3 separate regions of the Homo sapiens genome follow, and regions 2 and 3 are each linked to region 1. The links are chromatin loops, found by intact Hi-C in ENCODE. Cell type or tissue: IMR-90. All regions are shown on one strand. Links, peaks and the distances in the headings refer to the core of each region. The heading gives the core; the rest is flanking DNA.

Region 1 (10,856 bases), core at 1,004-9,003:
ATTAGCATTAATATTTTTTATTCTGGAAATCCTTTGGCAAGTATTATGAAGCCCAAATTTAGAAAACTATGAGATTTCAAACCACATAAACATGATTCTGTTTTCCATTTTATTTTTTAACTGTTAGGTATTTGCAGTTCTGTTCCGTGGAACTTCTGCAGGCCTGTATTTAGCATGCTGTAAGTACTTTTGGGTGAAATAGGCTCTGAGTCTAAATTCTCAGACATGTTTCTGATGTATTACCATGAAAAGCTTGTGCCACATGACAGAAGTGAGATCATAGTCTTAACCTCTTCTTGACGTGGACTGGTCTTCACTCGGGCACCGATAAATAACAGATTTGGAGTATCTCCTGGTGCTTATTTTAGATGATGAAGTCAAATCAACCCAATTAGTGTCCTGTTAGTAGGTATAATGAGCCTATTTCTTTCTAAAAAGACTTGTGATCTGGACATGCTTTTACAAGAAATAGTGACCTTGGGGAATATGTAAACAAAAGACCTTTTTCTAAGAGTTGGGAGGGGGTGGGGGACTGTATAATGAAAAGAATTAGCTTACAAAAAAGAAATTGATATTCAAAGTATTTTAGGCAAAGCCAGTCAAAATGCTTTCATGATATTTTGAGATGTAAATTTTGTCTGATTTGTATTGTTCTTTTCATTTGCCTTCTTAACTTTATATGTGACCTGAATTTTCCATAACTTGATGACTATAGATTGCACCTAGGCATTCCAATAAAAGCCAACCCAATGTGTGTGTGTTTTTATATTTTTTCAAGTCTTGGGCTAGCCAGCATTGCTTTTGTGTTTAACGTGGAGGACGCAAATAGATGCAGTTGTTGGGGAATTGATTCATCTGCAACCCAGTTGGTAGTATCTTTTTTTTTTTTTTTTTTGTCCATTGGCCAGACTGCTGGCTCAGCAGAGTGAACTTCACAGGGGACTCTCCCATGGCCTACTTTAGAAAAACAGTAAACACACCCCCACAAAGCCAAACACGCTAACTGTAAAGAAGAGTTTACAAAAATACCACCCATTACTACTTGAGAGCAGGCCTCATTCCTGTGATCCTGGCAATAAGTGTGCTTAATTAAAACACTTGATTAGAATAATCAGTTTGGGCCTGGTAGGCTTGCAGCCTCCTGGAGATGTCTAAATCTACATATAGACCGGCTGATTAGAAGATGCTTAGTTCAGCAATTCTGGCCGGCAGGCCAGGGCTTTGATTTTAGTCGGAAGAGGCAGACTTCATCACACTTGCTTTCTAGTGACAACCTCAACTGCATAACGTGTTGATCCAGCAAGAATCAGGTCATTCCACTTGGCAAACTGGTCTGTTTTCTTCTCCTCGAATTAGACTTTAACATGATCAAAACGGAATTCCAGAAAAACAGGCGAAGTACTGCTTTCCTTCTCTACAGTCTTTTCCTTAAAAGTAATGTCTGAACAAATGCAAATAAAAATGGTGCCGGTAAAAATTATACCTTAGAAAAAATAATCTGAATATGGGATATGCTGCTGCCACATCCCGTGAAATTTGTCTTTACATTCACCACACATATCCTAACAGTTGCATGGGGTTCTAACTGCCAGACCGCAACAGAAGGGCAGCACCTGACTGTAAGTACTTCAAAATCAGGACCAGTCCTCAAGCGCTTGAAAAGATGAGGAGAGGAGCTGGAGGTTACAACGAGCTATGATCGCAGCACTGCTCTCCGGCCTGAGCGACACAAGACCCAGTCTCTTAAAAAAAAAAAAAAAAAAAGTTTTTTAATGAAAGAATGCCGTTGATGCTTTCCCTATCCGTGCCCACTCTTCACTCCGTTCACCATCTTTTCTTTCTCCTTTTGCCCTGGGCTACTCCTGAATGCAGTTGTTTCTCTCGCCTGCTGACAGCAAATCAGCTGTCCGAGGTGCTTTTGGAAAGGAGGGATTCAAGAGAGGAAGCCAGAAGGCACTGATCCACATCATGTTCTGTCTGGGTAAAACCACCCGGGCAGTGCTCACAGCCGCTCGCTTGCTGTTGTACAGAGGAGGACAAGGTCCACCTGGACCAAGAACTGCCACCACCCATCTGGCCGGGGCGGGGTGGGTATCATTTGATCTCCAGCAGAGTGGGGTGAGTCTGCCCCTGGGAAGCCTCGAAGGGCAACATATTAAGATCTCACCCTTCCATAGATACCCAAATTTCCTCCCACTTTCCTTCAAGGAGTGATCTGATTCCAGCATCCCAGTCCACAAAATGCATCCCCATTCCAGAAGCTGGAGGTGGAATGGAATTACAGAAATGAGTTGTCCAAGTTCACAGAAGTGGCTTAAGTTAAGGTGAGCAGAGATTCCCTTTGCTAGTACCCTCCACTACATCACAGCCTCCTCATAACGCTCCCCGGGAAGATACCGCAAATACTCCTTACCGCCCCCCTTCCCATGGGCACTTGATCTTTCCAAAGCTGCCATCATTTACAGCCAGGACTAGCATTTTTCATTCTATAACGATCCGCCGACACTAAACAAAACAGATGCCTTGAGTGCCCCCTCTGCCTGCCAGTATTTCTAGCTCCTCACGCCCTTCTGTGTAGGTAAGCCAAGTTTGACTCTCCATCATTTCCAAAAGAAAGACCATTGGGCTGTTTACCTAGATTTTCCATAAGTTATTCATCTGGCTTTGAACATCCTACTAGACCCATGAAAAAATAAAATAAAAATGAGTTATAACTCATTATCACCCATTTTAACCACAGAGTTAAGCCAGAGTACCAAACAGGTACTGATAAGCCATTTGAATTTTCTACCTTCTCATTTAAGCCACATAATGAATGTCCTCTGTTTGCCAGACTTCTCATTTGCTGTTCACCACCCCTGCAAGCAATGGTCTCTTGATGTTAGTTAATTACTAATAACTTTTAGGTAAATTGAGTAAACCTTTTCATTTATGAACCGACTTAGAATCCTGTCGTGGAGGAATACGGGATTCCTAGAGTCCCGTGGATAGAGAATTTACTATCAACCGATTCTAAGCCTAGAGTAACATCATTATTCAGTTTAGAGTTAATGGGTTCCTCAAAGCAAATTTAATAAATCCTTCTGGGATCTAAGCTCAGGAAAATTAAAATTAGAAGCATAAATTGTCACTTTTAGGGCAAGAGACTGGCTTGGTAACAGTCCCCCTGCTTACAGGGTGAATTGTGAGCTACGCTTAGCCCTGGCCACAGGCATTCATCCTGTATTATGCAGGGAAATCTCGTTCTTCCACCTGTGTGCAGAGATTTCCTGAATTCCAGCCACAGCGGCCATTTCTCTATGGCATAGCTCGCTGCACACAACTGTCAGGATTTACAAGCGGTCCGCTGGGTCAAAATGAATTTTTAAAAATGTTCACAAGTGAACTCTATCAGGGGAGAGTGCGGGGAGCATAAATGCCCAAGGACTTAAAATGACAAATTCTCGGGCGTGACTGAAAGGCTGAAAATGGGGCGCTCAGTGGAGGTCGGTGAGGAGGCTCACCAGGCTCTCTTCAACCTGGAGTTCTTCTGCACCGTGGTTAATGACCGTAGGCTGGAGACTGCCCCATCCCACACCTTCCTCCCACACGAACACTAGGGAAAGTCTAGTCTGCCTGTTCCAGAGAAAATTCTGCAAAAATCGTCCCCAGAACTATCTTTGCATCCACGATGCTCGCTCTCTCTCTCTCTCTCTCTCGCTCTCTCTCGTTGCAATGGGTCAGGTTGAATCTAACCCTCTCTGTCCTTTAAGGCTTGGAAGGAATGCCATAGGGCTCCCTCGGTGGGCCAGGGCGACGTTGATGACTCAGGATCTCAAAAGGACCTAGAGCCAGTCTGTCATCCCCAGTTTCTTAATTTATTGACAAAAGGTAACGAACAAGCAGATTGTAAAATATCTTTATTCAGCTATGACATGATTTCCAAGCTCAAAAAAAAAAAAAAAAAAAAAAAATCAAGCCTGGCGTTTAACTTCAGTCTGGAGCATTGACAGGTGACAGGTCACTGCAGAACACAGAGGTGACCCAAGGCAGAGAACGGGAGGTAGCGAGAGGAAGACGACACCCTTCCCTGAGTCCTCCCTCATCTGGGGCTTCCCTCTGGCCTTCCCCTGGGGTTCCTGGGACTCGGCTTCTGCGGACATGGAAAAGCCGTCCCAACATCCGGCGGCCCCGTGGGCAGGGGTCCTGGGACGCCCCCTCCTGCATCCCCGGGCGGGCCCTGCAGGGGATGGCGGCGATTTCAGGAAGGGCTCCGGCGCCCCCTAGTGACGCGCGGCTGTGGTAGGGAAAGTCCTGCACGCCAAAAGGGCAGTTCCCGGGCCAGAAACCGAGGTGAAACCGAAGAGAAGGCGCCGCCGCTCGCCGCTCGCCACTCTCCACCCCAACCGCGGCGGGGCCGGCTCTCTGACCCTCTCTTCCCCACCTCTGCTCTGCCCTCCGAGTTTCACACTTAAAGCGGAGACTTCTGCTTCAGCACCGCCGCACCGAGGCCTGGGCCCTGCCAAAGTGGCTCGGGTAAGATTTCCCTGCACGTCGAGCAGACACTGTCATGCCGCGTTGCTCTCACTCACAGATCGAAATAAGGCCCTTCCTCCCGGGAATCGTCCGCGGGCTGAGTTCCGCAGCGCCTGAAAACAGTGATTTCTGAACTATCATATTGTTTCCCTTTTACTTTTCATGTTAACAGTCCTGTCGCTGGAAAGAATGTCCCGGAAGAACGGATCACTTAAATTCAGAGTGGCATTTTTATTTCTGAGGGAGCTGGGCTCTCACGGAACGTGCTGGAGTGACAGCCTGGAAGAGCGAAAGCCGCCCCCCCTCCCGCTTCCCCGCAGCTCCCCAGCCGCCTCGGCCTGGCCTCCCTGCAGCGGTGACATCCAGTCTCCCTCCTCTACCCAAGCCTGCGGCAGCCACGAAAGCCACCGCGGCGCAGAAGTGGGGAGGGATTCAACCTTTTGCCCCTGGGTTGTCGCCCAGAGAAGCCAATGGATGCTAATCTCATATAGCAGCCTGTTTGCTGGTGTCCTGCCTTCAGAAACCGGCCGTGAGTGAGCCCGCTGGCATTTTGGGAGGCCAATATATAGGCCCTTTTTCCTACCCGGGTTCTCGCTGAAATGAGTAAGGCCGGAGATGGCTCAGGAAAGCCAAAATATCACCTAGATAAAGGCCGGGTTGGGAAGCAGCAGGCACAGCTGCATGGGAAATCCCAAAGGGCCACTAACGGGACACCAAGATAGATCAGCCAGGCGCTGGCAGCAGTGGCAGGATGACGGGAGAGGCCCTGCTCCCTGAGCTGGAGCCCAGCGTGCCCATGCCCAGTTCGTTCCTCCCCACTCACCAGGAGGGCAAAGCGCTCCCCTGCCCACTGGGAGCCGGGATGACCAGGAGGCCCGGAGTGAGATATCTGTCTCTCTCTCTCTCTCTGTCACACACACACACACACACAGACACACACACACACACACACACACACACACATATATCACCAAGGAGGCTGTGGGCTGTGGCACTAGGAGAAATATTGCACCAGGTCTGGAGCCCCGGGTTTGCGGATGCTGCCCCCACCGCCTGTGGCCTTCAGCCAGGTTGCTTCCCGCCCTGGGCCTCTGCCGAAGCCAGAGGCAGGGGCTCTCCACCGGCAGCAGCGAGCGCCTCGCCTGCTGTGACAACTCTGTCTGGCTCTGGGGCTGCTCGGGAACCCGGTCCTAAACACAAGTTCTTGGGTCGTAAGCACAGGCTGGCAGTCCCAGATCGGGAGGCCCCATGCATCTGCTCCCGACCTGAGTCCCTCGCCCTGGCTCCCACTCCGCCACCCCATGGCGCTGCCTGCGAGAGGCGCCGGAGCCAGGCTCTGGCCTTTTCCGAGGCGGCTGCCTGCCGGTTCCTCTCGCGCCTGTTACACGGCGGACGGCAGGCTCCCGGGCTCTTGTAAATCAAAGGGCAACAGGACTCGCCTCGCCACCACTCAGGCTCTTTCTGCGGCCTCTGCCAATTAGTGCTCCAGTTAATCACACTTAGCAACTCCCTGGAGAAGCAGCGAAGCCGGGAGGAGCCCAGCGTGGGAGACCCCCTCAGGCTGGCTCTGCCGAGACGGAGATGACCACTGGCCTCTGCGCCTTGGTTTCCCCATCTTTACAGTGAACCCAGACCTTGGTCCCCAGCCGCCCCTCCCCACTTCCCGTGCCAAGACGCTGCATGTGTGTGCACACACACACGCATCTGTGTACGCATGTGTGCATGTGTGTGTGCATGTGCGTGTGTGCCTGCAAGTGCGTGTATGTGTGCATTTCTGTGTGTGTGTGCGTGTGCATATGTGTGGGGTGTGTGCACGTGTGTGAGTATATGCATGTGAGTGTGCACACGTGTATGTGTGCCTTTGTGTATGTGTGTGTGCACGCACATGTGGGTGGGTGTGTGCGTGTGGATGTGAGTACGTAATGTGCGCGCACATGTGTGAGTGTATGCATGTGAGTGTGCACGTATGTGTATGTGTGTTTGCGTATGTGTGCACGTGTGCATGTGGGGGTGTGCGTGTGTGGATGTGTGTACATAACGTGTGTGTGCATGTGTGAGTGTATGCATGTGAGTGTGCACGTATGTGTATGTGTGTGTTTGCATATGTGTGCACGTGCTGTGGGTGTGTGCATGTGCACGCATGTGTGTGCATGTGCGTGTGTGCAGGCATGTGTGCATGTGTGCATGTGCGTGTGTGTGCATGTGTGTTTGTGCATGTGTGTGTGCATGTGTATGTGTGTGGACAGAAAAAGCTAGAAGAAAGAGCCCATGGTGATATCAAGGCTACCACCCAGACGTCTTTCACCATCTCCTGGGAAAGTCCCCGAGCTGCGGGAACCCCAGCCACAAAGCTCAGCCACATGAAGAGGCCCCAGGACGGGAAGGGGGTTGCTCTCCCTGCAGCCCCCACCCACCAGGGAGGGAAGTGGCGAGCAGGGCTCCCTGGCACCTCCTCACACTTCCTGCAGGACAGAGCCTAGTAGCTGCCCTGTCCCCACCCCAGAGCTCACTGCTCGCCGTTTGAAGATGATGCAGCCTGACTCTCGGGCGTGAGTATTTGTAACCGCACAGGAAATGACACGGAGCATGGCAACCTGCAAACACAGCCCTGCCAGCATCCCATGCTTTGCCCTGCTCCAGAAAAGGAAACTCGAGGAGGAAGGAAGTGGGCAGAGGAGACAGCACAGGGTCCCTGGGTCCATGCCTGATGGTGCCCAATGTTGTCCCCCTTTTTCTGGCAGCCTTAAAGGCTAGAACTGGACTGAACCCCAAGGGCACGCCTCACCAGTTCTCCCTCCTGGGCCCTGCCTGGTCCCTGGCGGCATCAGGCCTCGCTGGTCATCAAGTTCAAGACCCTGGCAGTGAGGGTGCCCAAAATGGTGGCCCCCTGAAAACAGGCCAAGTCCAGTGCCAAGGCAAGTGAAAGGGTTCTGCCTCACAGTAAAAACCACCCCATATTGGTGGTTTTGCCCTGCCATTTCATAGTCCCCCAGCCCCACAAAAAGACAAGGATCCTTTCTACTTCTGCCCACAGTCACTTGTGAGAGCCAGGGCCATGACCCAACCCTGAGTCTGTCACCACCCCCACACCTTCCCAGGGATCCTGGGCAGGGACAGGTGGAATGCAGGCAGGGCAGGAGCATCCCCGAGAGGGCCCTCCAGGGGGAGCACTGCTTACTTTACACCCTCACCATACACACTCACACCACACACACACACACCACCACACACACCACATACACACACACCACATACACACATATCAGATACACACCACACACACCATCACATACACACACACACTCTCACCACACAACACACACGCCCTCACAACACACACACACATCACTACACACACCTCCTCACCACACACATACACCACACACACACAGACCCCACACAAATATGCACAACACACATGCACACCACACAATCACACACCATCTCACCACACACTTACCAACACATACCATCACCACACACACACCATACAAACACACACACACACCATACAAACACACATACACCACACACATATGCTATCACAACACACATACACACCCTCACCACACACACCAACACACAGCACACACACATACCATCACTACACAGACACACCCTCACCACATACATACCACACACACACACCCTCACCACATACATACGACACACGCACACACCATCACCACACACAAATACACTCACCATGCACACTCCCTATCACCACACCCACCACACACCCTCACCACATACACACACAACACATACACACTCACCACACACACACTGTATTAGTTCGTTCTCATATTGCTGTAAGGAAATACCCAAGACTGGATAATTTATAAAGGAAAGAGGCTTAATTGACTCACAGTTCCACATGGCTTCAGAGGCCTCAGAAAACTTAAAATCATGGTGGAAAGGGAAGAGGCATGTTTGACATGGCGACAGGAGAGAGAGAGAATGCATACATAGAAGGAACTGTCAAACACTTATAAAACCATCAGATCTTGTGAGAACTCACTCACTTTCATGAGAGCAGCATGGGGGAAACCACCCCCATGATCCAGTCACTTCCCACCAGGTCCCTCCCTCAAAACCTGGGGATTATGGGGATTACAATTCAAGATGAGATTTGGGTGGGGACACAGAGCCAAACCATATCATTCCACCCCTGGCCTCTCCCAAATCTCATGTTCTCACATTTCAAAACAAACAGGCCTTCCCAACAGTCCCTTAAAGTCTTAACTCATTCCAGCATTAACTCAAAAGTCCAACTCCAAAGTCTCATCTGAGACAAGGCAAGTCCCTTCTGCCTGTGAGCCTATAAAATCAAAAACAAGTTAGTTACTTCCTAGATACAATGGGGGTACAGACATGGGATAAATACATCCATTCCAAATTGGAGAAATTGCCCAGAATGAAGGGGCTACAGGCCCCATATGAGTCTGAAATCCAGCAGGGCAGTAAATCTTAAAGCTCTGAAATGATCTCCTTTGACTCCATGTCTCACATCCAGGTCACTCTGATGCAATGGGTGGGCTTCCACAGCTTTGGGCAGCTCCACCCCTGTGGTTCTGCAGGGTACATGCCCCTCTGGCTGCTTTCATGGGCTGGTATTGAGTGTCTGCAGCTTTTCCAGGTGCATGGTGCAAGCTGTCGGTAGATCTACCATTCTGGGGTCTGGAGGATGGCAGCCCTCTACTCACAGCTCCTCTAGGCAATGCCCAGTGGGGACTCTGTGTGGGGGCTCTGACCCCACATTTCACTTCTGCACTAACCTAGCAGAGGTTCTCCATGAAGGCTCTACCCCTGCAGCAAACTTCTGCCTGGACATCCAGGCATTTCCATACATCCTCTGAAATCTAGGTGGAGGTTCCCAAACCTCAATTCTTGATTTCTGTGCAACTTCAGGCCCAATACCACGTGTAAGCTGCCAAGTCTTGGGGCTTGCACCCTTTGAAGCAATGGCCTGAGCTGTACATCAGCCCCTTTTAGCCACAGCTGGGATGCAGGGCACCAAGTCCTGAGACTGCACAAAGCAGCAAGCCCAGCCCACAAAACCATTTTTATCTCCTAGACCTCCAGGCCTGTGATGGGAGGGGCTGCTGTGAAGACCTCTTACATGCCCTGGAGACATGTTCCCCATTGTCTTGGCGATTAACATTTGGCTTTTCATTACTTATGCAAGTTTCTGCAGCCAGCTTGAATTCACCTCAGAAAATGTGTTTTTCTTTTCTATCACATCGTCAGGCTGCCAATTTTCCAAATTTTTATGCTCTGCTTCCCTTTTAAACATTAGTTCCAATTCCCAACCATCTCTTTGTGAATGTATACAACCGAATGCCTTTAAGAGCACCCAAGTCATCTCTTGAATGCTTTACTGCTTAGAAATTTCTTCCACCAGATACCCTAAATCATCTCTCTCAAGCTCAAAGTTCCACATAATTCTAGAGCAGGGGCAAAATGCCACCAGTCTCTTTGCTAAAGCAGAACAAGAATCATCTTTATTCCAGTTCCCAAAAAGTTCCTCATCTCCATCTGAGACCACCTCAGCCTGGATTTCATTGTCCATATCACTATCAGCATTTTGGTCAAAGCCATTCAACAAATCTCTAGCAAGTTTCAAACTTTCCCACATTTTCCTTCCTTCTTCTGAATCTTCCAAATTGTTCCAACCTCTGCCTGTTACCCAGTTCTAAAGTCACTTCCACATTTTCAGGTATCTTTATAGCAGCACACCACTCTCTGTGGTACCAATTTACTGCATTAGTCCCTTTGCATACTGCTATAAAGTGTTGGCTGGCCGGGCATGGTGGCTCACACCTGTAATCCCAGCACTTTGGGAGGCCAAGGCAGGCAGATCATGAGGTCAGGAGATCGAGACTATCCTGGCGACCACGGTGAAATCCTGTCTCTACTAAAGATACAAAAAGATTCACCGGGCATGGTGGCAGGCGCCTGTAGTCCCAGCTACTCGGGAGGCTGAGGCAGGAGAATGGCGTTAACCTGGGAGGCGGAGCTTGCAGTGAGCCGAGATCGCGCCACTGCACTCCAGCCTGGGCGACAGAGAGAGACTCCGTCTCAAAAAAAAAAAAAAAAAGTATTGGCCAAGATGGGGTAATTTATAAAGGAAAGAGGTTTAATTTACTTACAGTTCGGCATGGCTGGGAGGCCTCAGGGAACTTACAATCATGGCAGAAGGGGATGGGAAAGCAAGGCACCTTCTTCACAGGGTGGCAGGAAGGAGAAGTTCCAAGCGAAGGGGAAGAGTCCCTTATAAAACCACCAGATCTCTTGAGAGCTCACTCACTATCATGAGAACAGCATGATGGGGGAAGGAG
Region 2 (10,856 bases), core at 977-8,976, 160 kb before region 1:
ATTATATTCTTTTGTAGAATGCAAACACTGAGTAATTAATTACAGTTATAGTAACTGTTTGAAAAGGAGAAATGTAGGAAACTAAGAGAGTGCATAAAAGACAGAACTTTACTGAATCTGAGCATTCAAGATTTTCCTGCTAAGGCCTAAATAATAACTGAGATTATGTGTTTTGACAAATGCTGACGTAGGGACAGATTCTAAGTGTTACCACATAAACCTAAATGTGACCCAAAAATATCAACTGTCAGGGTATTAAAACTAATATATTGTGATATAATGAAAATTTATCCATGTGTTAGGGGAAAAATTTTTTTTTTTTTTAGTTTTCATTATTGACTTAGTTTACCTAGAGCCCAGTGTTCCAGTTAACATCTAGAAGTAGAAATGTCACTTTGGAAATTTGGGGTAACTAGATCTATAATTGCCGCAAGAATCCCATAGTCTCTTTCTGTTTGTTCCTTTCTCTTAATTTCAGATAACGTACATGCATGCTTTAAGAATTTTATTTATAAAGAATTTTCAAAAAAATGTTTTTAAAAACTGGTAAAGGAAAAGATATCTCTGACTTCTTTCCATTCATGAGTACTCAATCTGTTTTGAAGAAATTAAAAACATACAGATGTGTGTGTCTGTATCCTACATCGCAAAAGCTGTTTGGAGATAAGCGTCATGTTGCCCTGTGTTTGATAACTAAGGAGGTCAGCACGTCTCATTTTCATGATTGAGTTGGGCCTAAAGGTGCAAAGAATCTTACTCTGAGGCCCCCCCATTGTGCATCTTCCCATTGTACAGTCTATACAGTGACTCGAAGAACAAGTATGTTTTTTTAGCTAGATCCACCTCTGTATAATACTAAGATATTTTCTGAGAAAAGATTTCATGTTATTAATGATAAGAACTTCCAGTCCTTCTGTTACCTGTTACATTTTATCGTGGTGACTTATCCGGGAGGGAATTAATGCTCCTCTTCTGGTGGCTGTCCATCAGCCAGCCTGGCATGACATTGGCTGGCTCTGTCCTGGGATTGTCTTATCACCCTAATACTTTAGCCACTGCCTGATCCTTTCTGTTTTCTCCTCCACTGGGGAACCCATTCTCTTTATGACTTTCAGTAAGCCTCCACCTGCCCCTGAAGGAGAGGAAACCTGTCACATATTATCCTGCATTTCCCAGAAAGACAGAAGGATATCCAAAGCTACCTAGAAGATTACTGCATATAATTTGTAGAATATGGGGCTCTTGGTTTTGAGAGAAAATTGTACAGGTGGTTTTGCAGATTTCAGATTTTTGCTTATTTTTTCATGTATCTCCTTTTAATTATTTCTAATATCAAAGTCAATTTCATTAAACTTAGCTGTTTTTGAATACCTTTTCTAAATACTGAATTCACAAAGATGAGTAAGAAGTAATATTTATCACAGTGATCTCACACTCTTATATGACAAGATATAATTTGAAATTTGTATACCATAGTACAATTTATTTTTAAAATACTGTTAATAAGTATAGACTCTCAAAGCAGCCAGATTTGTGTTTGTATCTCACCTTTGTCACTTAATAACTATGTAATCTTGAACAGGGTAGTTAACCTTCGTAAACCTGAATTTCTTCCTCAATATAAACAAGTTTCAAAATAGTACAGCTATGGGGAAAATTGAATAATGTGCCTGGCAAAATGTAAGTGCTCAGTTAATTTTAGCTCTTCTTCTTCTTCTTTGTAACAACCTAGTAAATTAAGTACTATTATCCACACTTTTTTAAAAGAAAAATCTTAGGCCCAGAAAATCAGTGACTTGTCCAGTCAGCAAGTCCTTTAAAAGGAACCATAATCTAGGTCTCCTTATTTTAAGTCCAGAACTTTTCCCACTATATCACAGAGCATTGTTTCTCCTAAGGTTTAAGAATTTATAGATAGAACATGAACTGAAGAATAAATAACAATGAAAGACAAAATGAGAAATGAATTCCATTTTGAATTCTTATTTTCTTATGTCAGATTATGTCACGAGGAAGGTCTCAGCAGATGTTAGCCATCTCTGACACTTGCCTTTAACATCTCTTTTACAAATAAAGAGTAATTTGGACCGGGTGTGGTGGCTCACACCTGTAATCCCAGCATTTTGGGAGCCTGAGGCGGGCAGATCACGGGTTCAGGAGATTGAGACCATCCTGACCAACATGGTGAAACCCCGTCTCTGCTAAAATACAAAAAATTAGCCGGGCGTGGTGGCGCGCACCTGTAGTCCCAGCTACTCGGGAGGCTGAGGCAGGAGAATTGCTTGAACCCAGGAGGCGGAGGTTGCGGTGAGCTGAGATCGTGCCACTGCACTCTAGCCTGGCAATAGAGCAAGACTCTGTCTCAAAAATACGTAAATAAGAGTAATTTTGCTGATTTCTATTCATATCAAGATACACTGATTTTTCCCTTAAGGTAATACAGAATTTCCTTTAGAAATAAATGTATTAAAATTTTAAGTCAATCACTTAAAAAAGAAGTATATAAATGTAAAATACTGACTTACAAAATAATACTATAGAAGGTTCACTATTATAAAGGTGATCGGCACATTTTTACCAATACAGGAATCACTGCTGAGGGAACTGAAAATGCTGTGGGGCTTTTCCACTGGGTTTCCCAATTTTATTCCAGATCCTTAATCTTTTTGTTAACTACATTTCTAGTTTTAACAAGCTAATTGCATGATATGGTTAGTAAGCCTATATGAGTTACATAGAATTTGTTTATAAAACCTAACTATATTGTTTCAGTCATTTCAAATAATCATAAATTTTACATTTTCCATTTTTAGAGTAATGATATTTTTAGATGCCTTTTTTTACTTCTTCAAATACATTCTTCATGATCTTGGAAAAGAGTCACATAAAGAGAAGCATTGCATGTTTAAAATAAGAAAGTGGGCCATTTATTTTTAGGAAAGGAGACTGAGACCACCAAATACAGAAGCAGGCTGGCAGTGTGGGCAAGTCTCCCAGGGATCAGAGACTGCAGCTTCCTCTGTGTTTTGCTTTGAAATATATTTCCACAAATGCTCCATAAATATTCATTAATAATGGTTAAGTTAGGAGTAACTAAGGAAAACTGCTCTCCGAGTGATCCCAGATGAAGAGGGAGCAAATGGAACGCAGGCTTCATAAGAACGTTTTTCTCCTCTGCCTGAGGAGTAAGATGAGACACTCATGGGAGACTGATGTCCTCTGTCCAAATAACCCTTACCTACAAGGTGCTGCAGGCACCCAGAGGCCGTAGTGGGTTCCACAGCCCTCTGCTTCTCACAGCCAGCTGAACTTGATAAGGCAGTCTCACAGCCAGCCGAACTTGATAAGGCAGATACCCACTTCATCTTAGTTGACTGAGTGATAAACAACAAATCACATGAGCTGCTCGTGCCTACATTACTGAAGGATCATTGATTCTGTTTCAAGTTTCCTCTTGACATACACGTGCACCTGTGCAAACACACACACGTATACACACACTCACGAATCAGTGTCTGTCTCAAATGTAACGCCTTGGAGAACTGGACTATTACATAGGAGCTGTTTTTCGGATTTTGCCATGTTTTAATATACTGACATTCTTCTAAGGATCTCCATATTTCAATAGTTGGATCTTTCAGTAATGGTGATTACAATGCCTTAAAATTTCAAAGAATTGTAATTTTCAGTTTGTATATTTTACCATTTTTTAAAAAGCCAAAACAAGTGAAGAAATAATTTTATGCTTAAGTCAGTAGCATACATAAACATTTGTTACATAAAAGTAGTATGCAGTTTTTTTTTGTTGTTTTTTTTTTTTTGAGACAGAGTCTTGCTCTGTCACCCAGGCTGGAGTGCAGTGGTACCATCTCAGCTCACTGCAACCTCCACCTCATAGGTTCAAGTGAATCTCCTGCCTCAGCCTCCCGAGTAGCTGGGATTACAAGTGTGCTCCACACGCCTGGCTAATTTTTGTGATTGTAGCAGAGGCGGCGTTTTGCCATGTTGGTCAAGCTGGTCTCAAACTCCTGACCTCAAGTGATCCACCTGCTTCGGCCTCCCAAAGTGCTGGGATTACAGGCGCAAGCCACCGCGCCTGGCCTATGTGTGCAATTCTTAAAGCTGTTATGGGAGAAAGGAACCCAAATGAAAATTGAGTGAGTACTGCAAGCCTTTGAATAATGAGATAGATCTATTGGATTTCAATGGCAAAGCTGCAGGTAACTCACTAATGAATCATCTATTACATACATTTCACAATAACAACAAATTCAATATTTTGGGAAGCAGGGAATAACCCACAAATCATGTAAATGATTTCATTCTGTATTTTGAATGTTATTGAAATAAGTCCTCTTACCATACTCTTCAATATTGACAAGTATTATCTCAAAAATTCTCTAGCTTATAGGTAATGGCTGACCCCTTTGGGCAGCTGATCGTGACGGTTAACACTTTGTTCTTTCCATTACATTGGAGGATGAATCCTTCTTTTATTCAGAGAACAGACCCTTTAAGCAAGAGAAAACTAATGAAACATCAGGAAAACAGTCTGTTTTAGAAATTCTAACTTAATTCTCTCTGTGACAGAAGCAACAGCTTGATTTTCGTTTTGTCAGCTTCAGCATTGGCTGTCAAAGGCAGCTCTGGAATTAGCATTTCCTGAGCCGCATCCATAGGTGTCTTACTCTGCATCCACGTAGTTCAGAAAGAAAAAATGCAAGGAAACTTTCAAGTAGAATTGTTTAATGTTATCATTTATAAAAGAATATGAGTCAAATATCCTGGCAGAAACAAACCTTCAAAGCTAAATCACTGTGTGTTCCCATCAAGGCATTTTGATAGCCAATATGATTCTTTTTTCCCATTAATTGCATTATGCCAAGAAAGGATGGAAAGGAAAAACAGCATAGAAATATAAAATATTGGCAGCCATTCTGTATCTCCCTCCAAACCTGTTCGTTCATAAAGCCTATACTTTTAGAATGTTATCATGTAATACAAAGAGGAACTTCCTATATCAAATGTTAGTTCTTTTGAATATAAATATCCTACAGTTGACAGAATAATTTTATTTTCCTTAATGACAACTAGAGTGCATATTAATATGAAAGCTTTCAAAAGAAATATTGATTTAAAATAACAATATTTGGGTCAGCATGCTATAGAGTGTTGAAATAATATTAGCCTTAAAAGTTAATAACAAATAATAATGAATTAGAATGCCAAAATATTGCCCAACACATTCTGTCAACACGTATATGAACACAGCAGGAAATCCAAAACAAAAGCTAATTTATAGAGAACTCTGTGTTCCTAATGACAGTTTAGACCAGTAGGGGTCCAAGTTACAAACTGCAGTCTTCACATGCGATACTTTCATTTTACATTGAAAGCTTGGTTGCACTCTGGATACATGTAGCCAATCAAATGATTGCCCTATATTTAAGAGTATTTTTCTTATTTTTTTCTGTGAAATCTGATTATTAGCACATGAAATACACATGTGCATCGTGTATATTTATGTATTCATGAAATTGATACATAAAATGAAACAATTCTGCATTCAAAGCCCAAGATATCCAAGGAATCGTATGTATAACATGATAGTTTGACTCTATGCAATGTAGTTTTAAAAATTAAAATCAAGAACAACATCGGTATTCTAATGTGTTGACATCTTATTGATGCCAGATATTTTTCCCTGTGCTCAATAATTTAGCCTAAATATTTGTATTTTAAAATATATTAACATCATAGAATATAAATCTGGAAGAGACCTTAGAGGTCATCTAGTGCAAACCCTTCAGATTTTCTTTGTAAATGAGAGAGCCAAGCCTCAGAAAGATCCAGTAACTTGCCAAAGTTCCACAATTATTTAAAGCCAGAATTCAGACAGGGACTCCAGTCTCTTTTAATACAAACAAAAGGCCCCACAAGATGCAATAGACAATCTGTGTTGAAAACAATGTACTTACCTATGTAATGTCAGACTCTGATTTTATTTTCTGCAACTTAATATGTTCCTAATGAATCTTTCTCAGAAAGATTCCTTTTGGAAGTGTACCACAGTGAATGTGAAGTGAATTGCAAGAAAGGGAAACTCTACATCCTTGCTTGCTTTGATGAAGTTTTGAGGTTTGGGAGACTAAACAAAATGGAATGGCAGGCATTTTCAGCATGGTATTTTTAAAGTCAGTTTTTCTTATCAGACTCTCTTTCCCATATTACCTCATCCTCTTTGTCTTTGTGAGAATGTTCACTTGATCTTGTAATATTAAACAGCGTTTAGCCAACCCTGGCAGGCCCTCCCAGCACGCTACTCTGTGTTGCCAAAACCTTAGAGCACACTCCTCAGGGTTCTGGTGGCACACACCACCTTCAGGTGACTGATGGCTGGGTGCTCGGGTCTGTGTTCCCTTCACAACATCCCCTGTAATTTGCTCCAAGGTTCTGGCAATTGCTGGACTATGTCACCAGCTGTCATCACCCTTCCTTCCCATCCATTTTTGGCAGGATCTGGGGACTCAAGCATGCCAGTAGAAATAATAGTAGCTGTGGTAACAACTTCAGTGGCATGGTCCCCAGAGACGAGATCAAAATTTGGCACCTTTTTCTCTCAACATGGAGCTAAAAATGGCACTGAATTTGTTACTTGGTGGTATATAATTTTCTTTAATTACACATTTTTGGTTTCAAGTGTTCCACATGCTGGCTTTTAAGTGTGACACCAACATATACGGGTTAAAAACAATGGCATGCCCCCTTTTTATTTTATGGGGAGGAGGTGAAATAACTATAATACCATGGATTCCGTTCGTCTCCAGCCTTGGAAAATAAAAGGAATGCATGCTGTAATTTCTCTCACTTTAATGGTCTTTGTGTGTGAAAAAAAATTCCTTCATAAAATTTTACTGATAAATCTTTATTAACATATTGTCTCAAAATTATTTCAATTAATAAGGTTTTTTCTTAATTATTGGAAAAATCTACAGAAACATACTAAGAGTTTGCAGAATAATTTTTTAATTACATAAGAAAGATTTAATTTTTAACATCTGAAAATGGTTACAGTTCATGAATACCACAAGACAACCTAAAAAGATGCAGTCTAGAGTAGCCTATTTGGCTGTTAGTAACAGAGGTTTTGACCACGATCAATGACTTCATATCCATGTTAGTCACTCCTGAGTTGATATTACTATAATTTTTTTTTCTCATTGACTTGGGTGATAGTATAAAAAGTATACTCATTAATTTTATAGATGACAAATGTCAGATGTTACAACTTATTTTAAAGGGATCCCTGTGCTACTTCAAACTTTACTAAAGACAAAGCAAATGGTTTTTATCTTCATAATTGTTTTGTTTTCTGGGTTTCTTTTTTCTGTTCATGATATCAGTGACTTCACTGCCCAGGCTAAAGTGATATCATGAACAGAAAAGAGAAACCCAGAAAGCAAAACAATTATGAAGGTAAAGACCATTTATTTTGTCTTTAGTAAAGTTTGAAGTACCACAGGATTTCTAGGTAGGTCTAGTAGAAAAATGTAAAGTTTGAAGTATAGCCCAGTCAGGAAAGAATTCAGTGTTAAGAGATACATATTTCAAAGTCATCCATCCACATGGAATTGGAAGTTGATATTATAAAAGTGGTTAACATGAAAGGAAGGTCAAGGAAGGACTTTGGCAAATGTCTATATTTTGGGGAATACATGGAGGGAGGCATTGTATAAGTCAGGAGTAGGCAGGTTATGAAGTGGTAAAAACAACCCTAAAAACCTAAATGGCTGTATCAGTTTGTAATTGCAACTGGGCCCAACTTAGCTGGGTGCCTCTGCCTCACAGTCTGTAAGGTTAAGTTTACAGTCAAACTACAGACTGGGGCTGCTGTTTCATCTGAAGGCTCAGCTGGTGCTGCAGGATGTGCTTCCAAGCTCACACACAAGGTTTTTGGCAGACTTCAGTCTCTTACCACATGGGCCTCTTTATGAGGCTGCCTCATAATATGACAGCTGGTTTTCCCTATGGAAAGCAGTCCAAAAGAGAGAGAGAACAACCAAAAAAGAAGCTGAAGTCTTTCGTAACCTAAGCTCAAAAGAGACATTGCATTATTTCTGCCATATGCTTTCCATTGTAAGCAAGTCACTAAATCAAGCCTAAACTCAAGGGGAGTAGATGATACAAGGGCGTGAATACCAGAAGACAGGGCTTATCTGGGGCCATCTCAGAGGCTACCTACTACAGTGGCTTAACATGATGGTTTATTTTTGCTTAAGCTACATGTGCAGGGTGGTTCTTGTCAAGGGGTTTCTGCTCACTCAAGGCCCTAGACTTAACAGAAACAGTACTCAGCACATTTGCATGATTACTGCATGGGAATGCAACACATTACATATTGGTTCTTAAATCTTCCTCACAGAGGTAAGACATACTACTTTTGCCCACATTTCTTTATCTGAAGCAAAGTTATAAGGCTTCAGAAGAGCAGGGAAGAGTAACTCCAATATATGTCCAGGAGAACTTAGTTATTTGTGAATAGCCTGTAAGACTTCCACAAAATGATTTAAGGAGAACAACTGGGAACCAGCAGAGAACTGGGAAGAGAACCAGGAGAATTATGAAAGGAAAATAAAGTATTGATGATGTGTGGCTAATAATGCCCAGTACTCTTGAGATGTAAACAGGATGAATATTGGCACGAGGCTACTGGATGTGGCAATTTAAGAGATACCAGCTGGGGATGGCGACTCACTCCTGTAATCCCAGCACTTTGGGAGGCCGAGGCGGGTGGATTGCTTGAGGTCAGGAGTTCAAGACCAGCCTGACCAACATCATGAAACCCCGTCTCTACTAAAAATAGAAAAATTAGCTGGATGTGGTGGCGGGTGCCTGTAACCCCAGCTACTCAGGAGACTGAGGCATGAGAATAGCTTGAACCCAGGAGGTGGAGGCTGCAGTGAGCCGGGATTGCGCCACTGCATTCCAGCCTGGGTGACAGAGCAAGACTTCATCTCAAACATACATACATACATAAAAATAAAAAAATTTAAAAAGAGATACCCATAACCATTGTGAGAAAGATTTTAGTACAGTAATGAGGAACATCAGTTAAAGTGAGGAGAAAAGAAGTGTGTGCTGAGGAAGTATGTATTGTGGTCTCTTCTTTTGAGATACCTGGTAGTAAAGGGAAGGAGAGAAATTAAGCAAAAATTTGAAAGATATCAGAATTAAGAAACCCTTGAAAATCCTGATTCTGTAAGTAAGCATGACATTTATACCCCAAACATTGCTTTTTCATCTCTTCTAAACCATTTGTAAACATGCTTAAGTTGAAGGAGCAAACACAGAGACCTTCAGTGTACAGTCAGATACAGTAAGATGCTGGTCACTTCATACCGTCTGGGTTAAGTTTCCGACTTTGTGTCACAGTCCCATTTCTTCATCTTAACAACAACGATTTTCTGCAGGGTGACAAGTTATAATAGTTTTTGTTTTTAATTCTGGTAAGAAACACACAACATAAAATTTATCGTCTTACACATTTTTAAGTGTATAGCTCAGTAGGATTAGCATTGTTGTGCAACAGATTTACAAAATGTTTTTATAGTATGAAACTAAAATTCTGTACCTATCAAACAACAACTCTCCATTTCTCCATCCTCCCAAACCCTGGTCATCACCATTCTACTTTAAGATTCTATGACTTTGACTACTTCAGATAGTCCATGCAAGTGGAATTATACGGTATTTGTATTTTTATAACTGACTGACTTCATTTAACGTGAAGTCCTCAAGGTTTGCATGTCGCATTCTATAGCATGTGACAATATTTCCTTTTTAAGGCAGAATACTCTTCCATTGTGTGTATATACCACAGTTTCTTTATCCATTCATCCATTGATGGGCATTTGGGTTGCTTCCACCTCTTGACTATTGTGAATAGTGCTGGTAAGAACATGAGTGTGTAAGTATCTCTTCAAGACCTTAATTTCAGTTCTTTCGGGTATGTAGCCTGAAGTGGGATTGCTGGATCATATGGTATTTCTATATTTAATTTTTTTGTGGAATCACCATATTGTTTTCCCTAGTGTTTGCAACAAAATGTTGCAATCCTAGCCAACAGCACACAAGGGTTTCCATTTCTTTACATTTGTGCCAAGACAAATCATAATGTTTTTAAACAAAAATCAATTTGGGAGGGCCATGAGCTGACAGTCATCACCACAATACATGAATTTGTTTAATCGTATTGCTTTCCTCCTTAAAGTTTGCACTTCCTGAGATTTGCACTGAGGAAAGTCTTTCCTCACTCTTTCCTTTTCCTCCCACCTGGTGGAGTCATGTGCCCTTCTTCTGTACTGTCTTCACTCTGCATCTGCATTTATTTGTTACCTCTTCGGGCTGGAGCACAGACCATCACAGTTGACTCACCTGCAACATCATGAAAGGAAAGGCTGCTAGCCTTATGGAGGAAACCACTTTTAGCGAAGATTTAGGGAGGGTAAAAAAATGTATGTTATTTTTAGCTATGCTGGGTGTTAGATGGATTACTTTTAAGTTGTTTTTTTTTTTTTGAAACAGAGTCTCATTTTGTCACCCAGGCTGGAGTGCAGTGGCATGATCTTGGCTCACTGCAACCTCCGCCTCCCAGGTTCAAGCGATTCTCCTGCCTCAGCCTCCCAAATAACTGGGATTACAGGCGCCTGCCACTACACTTGATTAATTTTTGTTTTAGTAGAGACTGGGTTTTGCCATGTTGGTCAGGCTGGTCTCAAACTCCTGACCTCAAGTGATCCGCCCACCTCAGCCTCACAAAATGCTAGGTAGGATTACAGAGGTGAGCCACTGCGCCC
Region 3 (10,856 bases), core at 1,485-9,484, 1.2 Mb before region 1:
CCATCTGTCTCAGTGGACAGAGCAATTCTCTGCCGTGAAAGTGTAGAATGTTACTGAAAGAGTTCATAGTTAAACCCAGTCAATCACTATCTCTGACCTCCCATAATTTGCAAAATATTTTTGTATCCTTAACGAAGTCATCCATTTACATAAGCCGCAGTATCCTGCTGTGTGAGTCACTGGCATTAGGCAGTTTCACCTTTAAAGTATTAATGAATCTCCACTTTTTTTCTCTGTGATATCTCAGTGGGCAGCTTTGTGGCTTTCTGATCAAACTGTTCTCTCATTGAAGGAGCCAGCATGGAATTCATCAATATGTGTCTGGTCGAATGTGAGATCCTTTTATCCGAGGACCTCCAAATCCCCAGATATTACCGCAATTGTATATATCAAGTTAATATTTCAGTTTGCTTATTTATTTGTGAATATGTCACTTTGTAACAAGATAATTTACAGCCCGTTTAAACTGTTCTCAACTGCAGCTTTCTGACATAGTTGATTTTTGTTACAGTCAAATAATTCCCTGAGTTAAAGACTGCTCTTTCTCCCTCAAACTGTCCCATGACCTTCATCAGAGGGCAAACTGCAGGATAGGAGAGTACAGGCAACGAGGACTAATACTCTTCTCTCCATTAGACCAGAACACTGCATAATTTCAACCTACCATTAATGATCAAAGTTACATGGACGTATTTAAACTCAGGTATTATGAAGAAACATACTTAGAGAATAAATTTTACTGGATGGTTACAATATTGCCAGATACTATGCTTAGTCTTAGAGATACATCAATCAGCAAAACAATTCTTGCCAAAAAAGTAAATCTTAGAAGGTGGGAAACGGGTACATAAAGTGATTAGTGTATAAGAAGTGCAATGGCGAAGTATGTGCAGAATATTACAGGGATGCGGACGAGGGCACGCAGCAAAGTCAAAAGCTGAAGGGTGAGTATCAGGGTGGCTCCCTGTAGAGAGAAACAGCTGAGCTAAATCTTAAAGAATGCATGTACTAGGTGTACACTTTATATATAATATCTTATTGAAGGTATTATCATGTTTGTGATTTTATTTCTATGTTAGCTAGAATGATTTCATGCTAGAGAATTATATTAGAAAAGTAGATTGCAATTAATCAATTTATTTTCTTACAAAAATCCATGATGTTAGTGCATATTAATACAAGGGAAAATCCTATGATTTATGGAAAGGAAGAATTACTGAAACCATTAATAAAGTTTAGACAGGTCCAGAATGATAAAGTGCGGAAGTAATCACAAAATGTTTGTTGAATTAGTTAATTTAAAGTGAGACAGAAATTAATCACATACACATTGTTCTAAGTTGGAAAAAAAGGAGATAGAAACCACATACTACTACATGCAGAATACAGCAGAGTCCAACTATTTCCACAAAAACCTAGTTTCCCCCAAAGAGGTTTATAGATGTTTGGCGAAGAAAAAAAAATGTTTTGTATTAAAATAATTTGGGGAAATATAAGCTTAAATAAAATTAGAAAGAGCTGCTTCTTTTGCAAGATTTTTTAGAACTTTTAGTATACTAAGCAATATCTCCCTGAAATTGTTGATCAGGAAATTGTTGCTTTCTCCAGAACACTTACTAATATGCAATCAAACTAGTGTTTCAGAAAAACTGTTTGAGAGATACTGACATGAGAATTTCAGGAGAAATTTTGGGAAAGGGAACTAGACCTTTGCCAATGAACTCAATGTCTTCTAAATACATGTTTGGAAAAATAAAAATCTTTATTACTAAGCTGAATCTCAATCTTGGGCTTCTATTCTGCTTGATTGAAGAGCTCTCTCTGTAATCAATGACAGGTAAGCTTGATTTCAGGATATAATACCATCAGTTTGAGATTTTCCTCTTTCCCACCCTTCTCAGAGGGGCATCAAAGTGCTGGTGAGCTTCTGCAGGATCTCGTAGCATTGGGATAGCACATATGGTTCTCATCTGGTAACTGTCCATGCAGCGACCAGCTGTGGTTTACACAGGCCCGTCTGGTTTTCAGCTGTTGTTATTCTTCTCTGAGATGTCTGCCTCTGCATCTGGCTCTCCAGCCGTGTGTTCACACTACATCCACCACAATGTCACCTCCTTTTGATTAAGTGACTACTTCAGGTCAGCCAACTCTCTCTTAGCTAATTTCTGTGCTTTACTCAAACTGTGGAAGAATTAGGCTGCTTCGCCACATCACTCTATGTCCATGAGAAGCTCGGCGAAGCTGCCTAAGACCAGCCCTGCCTCTAATAGTGCTTGGATGCCAACAGGTACCAGGAATTGTCTGTGAAGATGCCATCTTCCGAGACTCCAAATAGGGTTCTGGCCTCCCAGAGCTTACCTGGGCATGAAGTCATTCCACCCTCTTAAAGAAAAGCTAGGTGGTAGTGGGGTTGGAATATGAGGGATTCGTGCAAATGATCCCGCTTTAGACACCATACTCTGATCAATAAGAGTAGAAATATACTCAGTGAATTTTAATAGGTATTATCAAAGCCTGTGGGCAAAGTGGAGCATACCTAAAAGCCTATCTCTTCATCATCACCTTTAAGGATCACCCCATCACCTTCAGGAACCTTTCATTATAACTCCTTTTAAGTTCTGCGCCCTTAGTAAATTCTAAAGATTTAATTTATAATTCGTAAAATGACTTTTCCAAAAATATTTGCATATATTCTGTTCGTGTCTCTTGCAAATGTAGAAACTTTATCTTGACTTAGATACTTTTAGCAAAAATGTGAAGCCTAATTAGCACTATAACACTAACATAAATTATTAACTCTAACATAAATTATTTAATTACCACATCAGGCAGACACCTTCAAATGGATAACCTTGTAACTAAGCAATACTAACTTTCCTCATAGACAGTTTCTACCAAAACACCAAAAGTGATTTTAAAAAAGAAAATTCTGACCTTAGGGCTAAATAAACATGTTGAGGTGACTTCCTTTGTTTCTCAAACTGTATCTCTTTATTTAAGATTAAGAATAAAGCAGAAAAATCACAGTATGTGTATCTTCATGAACTAGAAGTTGATAACAAGTTCTTTTTTACTCTTTTATAGAGTAAAAGGAAACTGATATGTTGTGTATGTGTGTGACACATGAGGTCTTTCTACATATAATATTGGATTTAGATAAATACTATTACTGCTTACCGTACAGTTAAGGAGACTGAGGATCTGAAAGGCGAAATAATTAGTCCAGGGTTATAAAACTATGAAGTTGTGGAGCTCATATCTTCATCTTCTGTTGACAAAGCCCATAGCACCTTTGGCCAACTTACTTGTCAGAGACGTGCTTTCTAAGAGATGAAAACAGAAAAAAAAATCATATATTACATCAGAAAATAGGAAATGCATTGTGTTTCTTAAAATACGAGTTAAGGAATGATCAAGCATCTAGCAGTTTTTCTCATCCTTTTTTACAGTTGACAGGTTTAGAGCCTGTTTTCTCCATAGGAAGGGTTGTGGGTAGTCACTCATGCCAACTAATACTTTTTTTTTTTTTTTTTTTTGACAGAGTTTGTCTTTTCTTGCCCAGGCTGGAGTGCAGTGGTGTAGTCTCAGCTCACTGCAACCTCTGCCTCCTGGGTTCAAGTGATTCTCCTGCCTCAGCCTCCCGAGTAGCTGAGATTACAGGCGCCCGCCACCACACCCAGATAATTGTTTTGTTTTGTTTTGTTTTTGTTTTACTATGTATTTTTAGTAGAGACAGGGTCTCACCATGTTAGCCAGGCTGGTCTGGAATTCCTGACCTCAGATGATCCACCCCTCATCCTCCCAAAGTGCTGGGATTACAGGCGTGAGCCACTACACCTGGCCGCCAACTATGTCTTTTACTGCTACCATCTTGGGGTCCACGTATCCTCATGCTTCCTCTTGCCATTGCAGACCCTGTGTGACCCACCCCAACCCCAAGCAAACTCCTCAGGGAAATCTGGTACCTAGGACCTTTATTCCCCCTGGAACTGTCTTGTGCTGACCTATTTCTTTCTCAGGCAATAGAGTCCTCGCAGAAAATCTGATACTTTATTCAGCACTTTGGAGTAGCTGGCTTAATAGACTGTCCCACACCAACAAACAGATCCCACTTCCCTAATCCTTTCCAAGCTCCCACAGATCTTGCCACTCCCAAGAGCAGGCTCGTCACTCCTGTGACACAAAGGGCACACATAGGTCATGCCAAGGCACCTATAAAGTTGTAATCCTTTGGAGGATTAGAGGAATGAGAGACTTCCACTCCCCAAGGGTAGGGATTATTGTCTGTTCTGTTACGTGTGTATCCCAAAAGCCTAGAACAGTACCTGGAACAGAGTTGGCACTTAAAAACTTAATATTTATTGAATGCAGAGTAATAGCAAGGAGAAAAGTAATAAAAGGTTTTTGCCAGTGCAGTGGCTCATGCCTATAATCCCAGCACTTTGGGAGGCCTAGGTGGGACCATCACTTGAGCCCAGGAGTTCAAGACCAGCCTGGACCACATAGTGAGGCCCCCGTCTCTAAAATAAAAAACAGCAACAACAAATGTGAGGTCTCCCTGCTGCCCTGCTCTTTCTTATTGTGTCTGGTCCTCCGAGGTGAGAACATGGTGTGCCTATAGTTCACCACGTCCTTGTTTAAGCTTCTCGTTGATTTCAAGTGGACTATTTGACCACGATAAGCCTGGAAATTAAAATCTGACTTATTTATATTCTAAATCCTGTTACTATTATACTGCAAGTTGTTGAAAGTGTTGTGCCTTTGTGTGTACATTTTTATTTCCATAAGTGGATAGAATAGAATGTAAGGATTGTAGAATCTCTGTCATGGTAAGGTTCAGCCCATTTTCTAACTCATTTTCCAGCCTGGGGTTGTTTCCCCTTTTTGCACTGGATTTCTGTCTTGCATGCTAGAATTTACCTGGGTTCTCACTGATGAATACACAACCAGTTAAGAATCTGAAAGGTGTACTAACCCTGTAAAAGTTGTATAGGCCCTAAGGTGTAGGCCTTTTGACATTTTCTGTGGTGTGTGATTTAGCCAGCCAATGAAATAATTTCTGGTCTCAGGATAGTTTTTCATCCTGCCACTAGATGTCAGGAACAATAAGAGTCAGCTTGTATCTATGTTACAGAAAAGAACCAGGCTCCAGAACTGTTTTCGTATCTTTCTCAGGACTGACATTTGTGTATTTGATAAATACTTACTGAGTACCTACTATGTGTCAGCCACAGTTTTAGACATTCAGGAAGAATCAGGACACAAAACAGACAGTAACGGACCTAACTAAGAAAAAGAGACTTTGTAGAGTTAGGAGGTGTGTGCAGGTAAAAGAGAGTTCAAGACCAGCCTGGGCAACCTAACAAGACACCATCCCTACAAATGTTTCTTTTTTTTTTTTTTTTTTTTTGAGACGGAGTCTCGCTCTGTCGCCCAGGTCGGACTGCGGACTGCAGTGGCACAATCTCGGCTCACTGCAAGCTCCGCCTCCCGGGTTCACGCCATTCTCCTGCCTCAGCCTCCCGAGTAGCTGGGACTACAGGCGCCCGCCACCGCGCCCGGCTAATTTTTTGTATTTTTAGTAGAGACGGGGTTTCACCTTGTTAGCCAGGATGGTCTCGATCTCCTGACCTCATGATCCACCCGCCTCGGCCTCCCAAAGTGCTGGGATTACAGGCGTGACCTACAAATGTTTCTTAAAAAACGTATCCAGGCGTGGTGGTGCATGCTTGTCGTTCCAGCTGCTCAGGAGGCTGAGTTGGGAGGATCACTTGAGTTTTAGAGGTCAAGGCTGCAATGAACCATGATCACACCATTGCACTACATCCTGGGTGACAGAGAAAGACCCTGTCTCAGCGACAAAGAAAAGAAACAAAATGAACGAAGGAAAGAAAGAAAGAAAAGAGAGAGAGAAAAAAAAGAAAGGAAAAGAGAGAAAAAGAAAGAAAAAGAGAGGAAGGAAGAAAGAGAAAGAAAGAAAGGAAAGAAAGAGAGAGAGAGAAAGAAGGAAAGCAAGCAAGCAAGCAAGCAAGCAAGCAAGCTTCTGGTAGGCAGCGGAGTAGGTAAAGGCAGAGAAGCTTCCTAAGGGGAATGCCAACAGGATTGGTGTGAGTTGGGGTCCTCTCTGAGGCACACAAGACACAATTCGATCTGCAAGACATTTACTGGAGGCAACACCTGTGAAGGGAAAAGGGGATGGAGCGAGAGAAGGTGGTGAAAGCGCTCAAGCCTCCGTGAAGTTCTGACCCTGTGAAATGGGGGAAGGCAGGAGCACTGGCAGTGGGGAAGAAGTGTCTTACTGTTCAGTGTAGATCTGACGTCCAGGCTGATGGGAGACACTGAGCCAACGTGGCCAGCTGAGGTATCTGTCTTTTAGGAATGGACCTACATTTGTCCTCTGCTGTGCCATCGGGAGTGTTCTGTGGATTTATGGTCCCCCTGGGAAGGAGACAGTGGATTGAGAAAGGAAGTAGCCGGTGCTGTTCCTCAATTGTGTTCGCCACTGTGGGATATCTGAGTAGTGCATTTCTTAGTGTCTTCGGAATTCGAGGAAGCTGGAGGCGGGAAAGTAGAAAGGAAAGGGACAGAAGAGCAACTACATCCGTTTCCTAGATAAACTATTGCTGGGTCCGTGAACAGTAACAGTGGCCATTCATAAAATGCTATTGATTGTTTTAATTATTTTATTTTATCTTATATATATTTTTAAAGACAGGGTCTCACTCTGTTGCCCAGGCTGGAGTGTAGTGATGCGATCATAGTTCACTATAACCTTGAACTCCTGTGCTCAAATGATTCTCCCTCTTCAGTCTCCTGAGTAGCTGGGACTACAGGTAGTTGCCACCACAGCCAGGTAATTTAGAAAAAACTTTTTAGAAACTAGGTCTCTCCATATTGCCCAGGCTGGTCTTGAATTCCTGGGCTGAAGAGATACTCCTGCCTCAGCCTTCCAAAGCACTGGGATTACAGGTGTGAGCCACCGTGCCTGGCCCTGTTTTAATTATTTTATTTACAACATTTTTTGTTATTGATCATGAGTAAATACAATTAGATATGAATTCTATATTTTTGAATAATAATTAAAACAATAAAATCAGGCAAATCAGCTGTTCCCTCTAACACCAAGCTCTGTTTTTATTAGGCATAACTTACAAAGTGTTTTGTTCCATCCTTTATAGTGTATGAAACTTTTACTAGATTTATAACAGCACAGATTGCAGTTTCTTGGTATATCTATTAATGTCATCTTCTTTTTCCTTTTAGAGGAAAAAAGAAGGAAAAAGAGAATATATGTATATATTTCACCAATATGATTATAGGAATCTTTATAGTGTATATTGGCTCAAATAAGAAGCAGGCATTTTTATCGCTGTAGCATAGTTCATCTTATATTTTATCCTTAGAGATGCTGCAAAAAATTTCAAACGATAGATTAACCACTGTTCTGATAAAATATGAAATTAAACAAGTTTATAAGCATTTTTCTACTTAGAAACTTCTATCAGTTTTAGAGATTTGGTTTAGCAGTTCCCAAAGTTCGGAATGCTTGAGTAAAACTTTCCTAAAAACAAAAGTACTGAACAAATGGGCTGAGAATCTCATGAGAAGAAACCTGTCAAGATTCTCAGTCCTTCCTACAGGGGCTCAGGGAGAAAATCCCAAAGGTAGGATTTTTATTGTTAAGGCATTGACACATTTTCTTCTTTTGAGAAACATATGAAAAATAAGAAGATATATAAAACATAATAAACTAAAGTAGGTCTATATTCAGTTAGAAAAAGAAAAAAATAGTGTCAAATGTTTAAGTTTCCATGTGACTGCCTTACAACTGTGGTAGAAGCAATATGCTCCTTAAATAGTTTTTCTTTCTTTGATTTGAACTTGCTACTTTCTTACAGTTTCACACTTTTTTTTGTCAATGAGTACATTCCTTATTGTTTTACTTTATATTTTTATTTTGATGGAACAAAGTATGTGTATATATTTATGGGGTACATGAAATACTCGCTACAGGCATACAATGCATAATAATGACATCATGGTAAATGAAGCATCCATCAGCTCAAGCATTTGTCATTTCTTTGTGTTACACACATTCCAGTTATACTCTTTTAGTTATTTTTAAATATATAATAAATTATTGTTGACTGTAATCACTTTGCTGTGCTATCAAATGCTAGACCTTATCCATTCTATCTAACTATATTTTTGTGCCCATTAATCATCCCCAGTCACCCCACCCTTCACTACCCTTCCTAGCCCCTGGTAACCATCCTTCTACTCTCTATCCCCATGAGTTCAATGGTTTTAACTTTTAGCTCCCACAAATGAATGAGAACATGTGAAGTTTGTCTTCCTATGCCTAGCTTATTTCACTTAACATAATGACCCTCTGATTCCATCCATGTTGTTGCAGATGACAGGTTTCATTCTTTCTTATGACTGAATAGTATTCCATTGTGTGTAAGTACCACGTTTTTTTATCCATTCATCTGTTGATGGGCACTTAGGTCTCTTCCAAATCTTGGCTATTGTGAATAGCGCTGCAGTAAATACAGGAGGGCACATATCTCTTGATCTACTGATTTCCTTTCCTCTGAGTATGTACCTAGCACTGGGATTGCTGGATCATATGGTAGTTCTATTTTTAGTTTTTTGAGGAACCTCCATACTATTCTCCATAGTAGCTCTACTAATTTACATTCCCACCAAGAGTGTACACAGATTCCCTTTTTTCCACATCCTGGCCAGCACTGCCTGTCTTTCTTAAATTTTTTTTTTAAAGAAATATGAATCTTGATGTTAATGTATAAAGCCACATGACTAATGATTACTGTTTCATTCAAGAAGAGGATAATTATGTGGTAATAATGATATAAACTGTAAATCCTTGCTAAAAAGATATGAATTAGTGAAAGCATGAAATATAGAAAACGAATATTTAAGGAACTAGAACAAGGCTAATATAGTGTCACCTGGCAGAGATTTCTCTGTCTGTCTGTCTCTCTCTCGTCTTAATGCACAAATAATTTGCTGCCAAAATTTGAACCCAAACAATAACAAACTCAGGTTATATTAGAAAATCAATACTTTAATTTTTAATACATGTTTAGTGATTAAAATATTTTATTCTTTTAAAACAAAAACAGATAAGCATTAAAATTATACTCCTATTCACACCCTCTATGTGCTGAGCAAACCCCCTTGCTGGTACAAGTATATTCTTCAGAACAAACCTGTCCCAAATATCTCAAAGGACAAATTCATGGGATTCAGAGAAATGTACTTTCACAGGCAGCAAAAAAAATCCTTAAGATATCATACAGGCATAGTTTGCACACTGAGAAACTTAGAGATGTATTCATAAATCTTACAGAAATTGAGGACTCAGAAAAAAGTCCATTAATAAAATTGAAACTCCCCGAAGATTTAATATTGTGAAATACACAGTGAGCAGTTCCACAGCTAACTCTGATAACTGCTTTTATGTTTCTGTTCAGTTGAGGAAAAATCCTTTCAGGAGTTCCTACCTAGTCACTTCACTTGAGGTCTTGGCTATCAAGGAAGAAAAACAATCTCTTCACCTTCATATAAATGTCTTCCGGCCGGGCGCGGTGGCTCACGCCTGTAATCCCAGCACTTTGGGAGGCCGAGGCGGGTGGATCATGAGGTCAGGAGATCGAGACCATCCTGGCTAACAAGGTGAAACCCCGTCTCTACTAAAAATACAAAAAATTAGCCGGGCGCGGTGGCGGGCGCCTGTAGTCCCAGCTACTCGGGAGGCTGAGGCAGGAGAATGGCGTGAACCCGGGAGGCGGAGCTTGCAGTGAGCCGAGATCGTGCCACTGCAGTCCGCAGTCCGGCCTGGGCGACAGAGCGAGACTCCGTCTCAAAAAAAAAAAAAAAATGTCTTCCAGTTTATCAGGATATGATCATTGATTCAGAAGTAAGTGAGTTCAACAAAGGTCATAGGAGACAAACTTCCCATGAAAAGATGAGAGAACAAGTTATTAGACCACCATGGAAATAAAATTAATTACTTCCTTTTGTTAAAGGTAGAATTATATGTTTTTAAATATAGATCATTATATAGAAGCCGTAGGAACTTAGAACTGGAGAGGGCTAACTTAGGAATGATTTAGGTTGAGATCTTCATTTTACAAAAGTGAAAATGTACTAAAGAAGGTACATCATGGGACTAAAGATCTAGTTGCAACAGAATTGAGAGATTAGGTCAATAATTATGGAGATGCCAATATATTATTGTTAGGGTTTCTAAAGAAGTCTACATCAAGTTCTGTTTTTCAGTCATTTAAAATGCTATTATTTTTGCATCGAATGGAATTTTGTTGGCACTTTTTATTATAAAAGTAATTCATGCAAGTAATTTTTTTAGTGTTATAATGTAAGAACATATAAAACATAAAGTAAAATTCTTGACCGCTACCAGTCCCCCATTCATTCCCCTAATTCCACTCTCCACAGTCCATCAGGAGTTTAAGTTTTTTGTTATCCTTGTAGCTATTGATATAATATTTCATTATATATTTGTTTTTCTTCTTAATTTAGGAAATTTAGAAGCTCTACATCTCCACTAAAAACTTTCAAGAATTTAGTTTATTAATTACACTTTCTGATGTATCAATTATTTTCTTGTTTTTTCTATTTATATTGTAGTTAATTATTCCATGGTATACCAATAGGTTGATCTAAAATGCAATAAACAGATTTTACAATTCGATGGTAATGTCATTTTTTGGGTTCTAAAACTAAATAGAATTGGACCCATCAAAAAATAAAGTGTAATCCCAAGTCTTTCAAATGGTACCACTGAAAAAAAGACATTAGCAAGCAAC

The links. Hi-C counts contacts between places; a loop is a spot of excess contacts. Peaks named below come from ENCODE experiments on the same cell type or tissue, not always from the same donor. Only the 100,000 strongest peaks of a DNase experiment are listed, where the experiment ranks them.
Region 2: it touches region 1 in a loop (10-fold over the local background); 6 of 110 quality-filtered maps call a loop at or near these places.
Region 3: a loop joins it to region 1, with 5 times the contacts of the local background. A loop is called at or near these places in 15 of 110 quality-filtered maps.

The regions. Positions count from the first base shown.
Region 1 is chr4:182,802,271-182,813,126 of GRCh38, forward strand. It overlaps TENM3 (teneurin transmembrane protein 3), which reads left to right. Exons shown (of 28, transcript NM_001080477.4): 28 at 1-754. Among named protein-coding and RNA genes, the nearest start is that of DCTD, 110 kb to the right of the region's middle. RefSeq lists enhancers at 1,541-1,710, 5,363-6,301, 6,430-6,931 and silencers at 4,124-4,213, 4,234-4,283, 7,576-7,695. In IMR-90, for the core only: CTCF peaks have their summits at 4,262 (motif pointing left) and 7,672 (motif pointing right); a DNase peak (open chromatin) is centred at 4,271; H3K4me3 peaks cover 642 bases; H3K27ac peaks cover 285 bases.
Region 2 is chr4:182,637,725-182,648,580 of GRCh38, forward strand. The region is part of intron 5 of TENM3 (teneurin transmembrane protein 3); the gene reads left to right. Among named protein-coding and RNA genes, the nearest start is that of DCTD, 270 kb to the right of the region's middle. In IMR-90, for the core only: CTCF peaks have their summits at 5,354 and 6,352; DNase peaks (open chromatin) are centred at 5,367, 6,207 and 7,147; H3K27ac peaks cover 402 bases.
Region 3 is chr4:181,564,647-181,575,502 of GRCh38, forward strand. It overlaps a transcript of TENM3 not described here. Among named protein-coding and RNA genes, the nearest start is that of TENM3-AS2, 260 kb to the right of the region's middle. In IMR-90, for the core only: a CTCF peak has its summit at 5,094 (motif pointing right); DNase peaks (open chromatin) are centred at 2,015 and 5,105.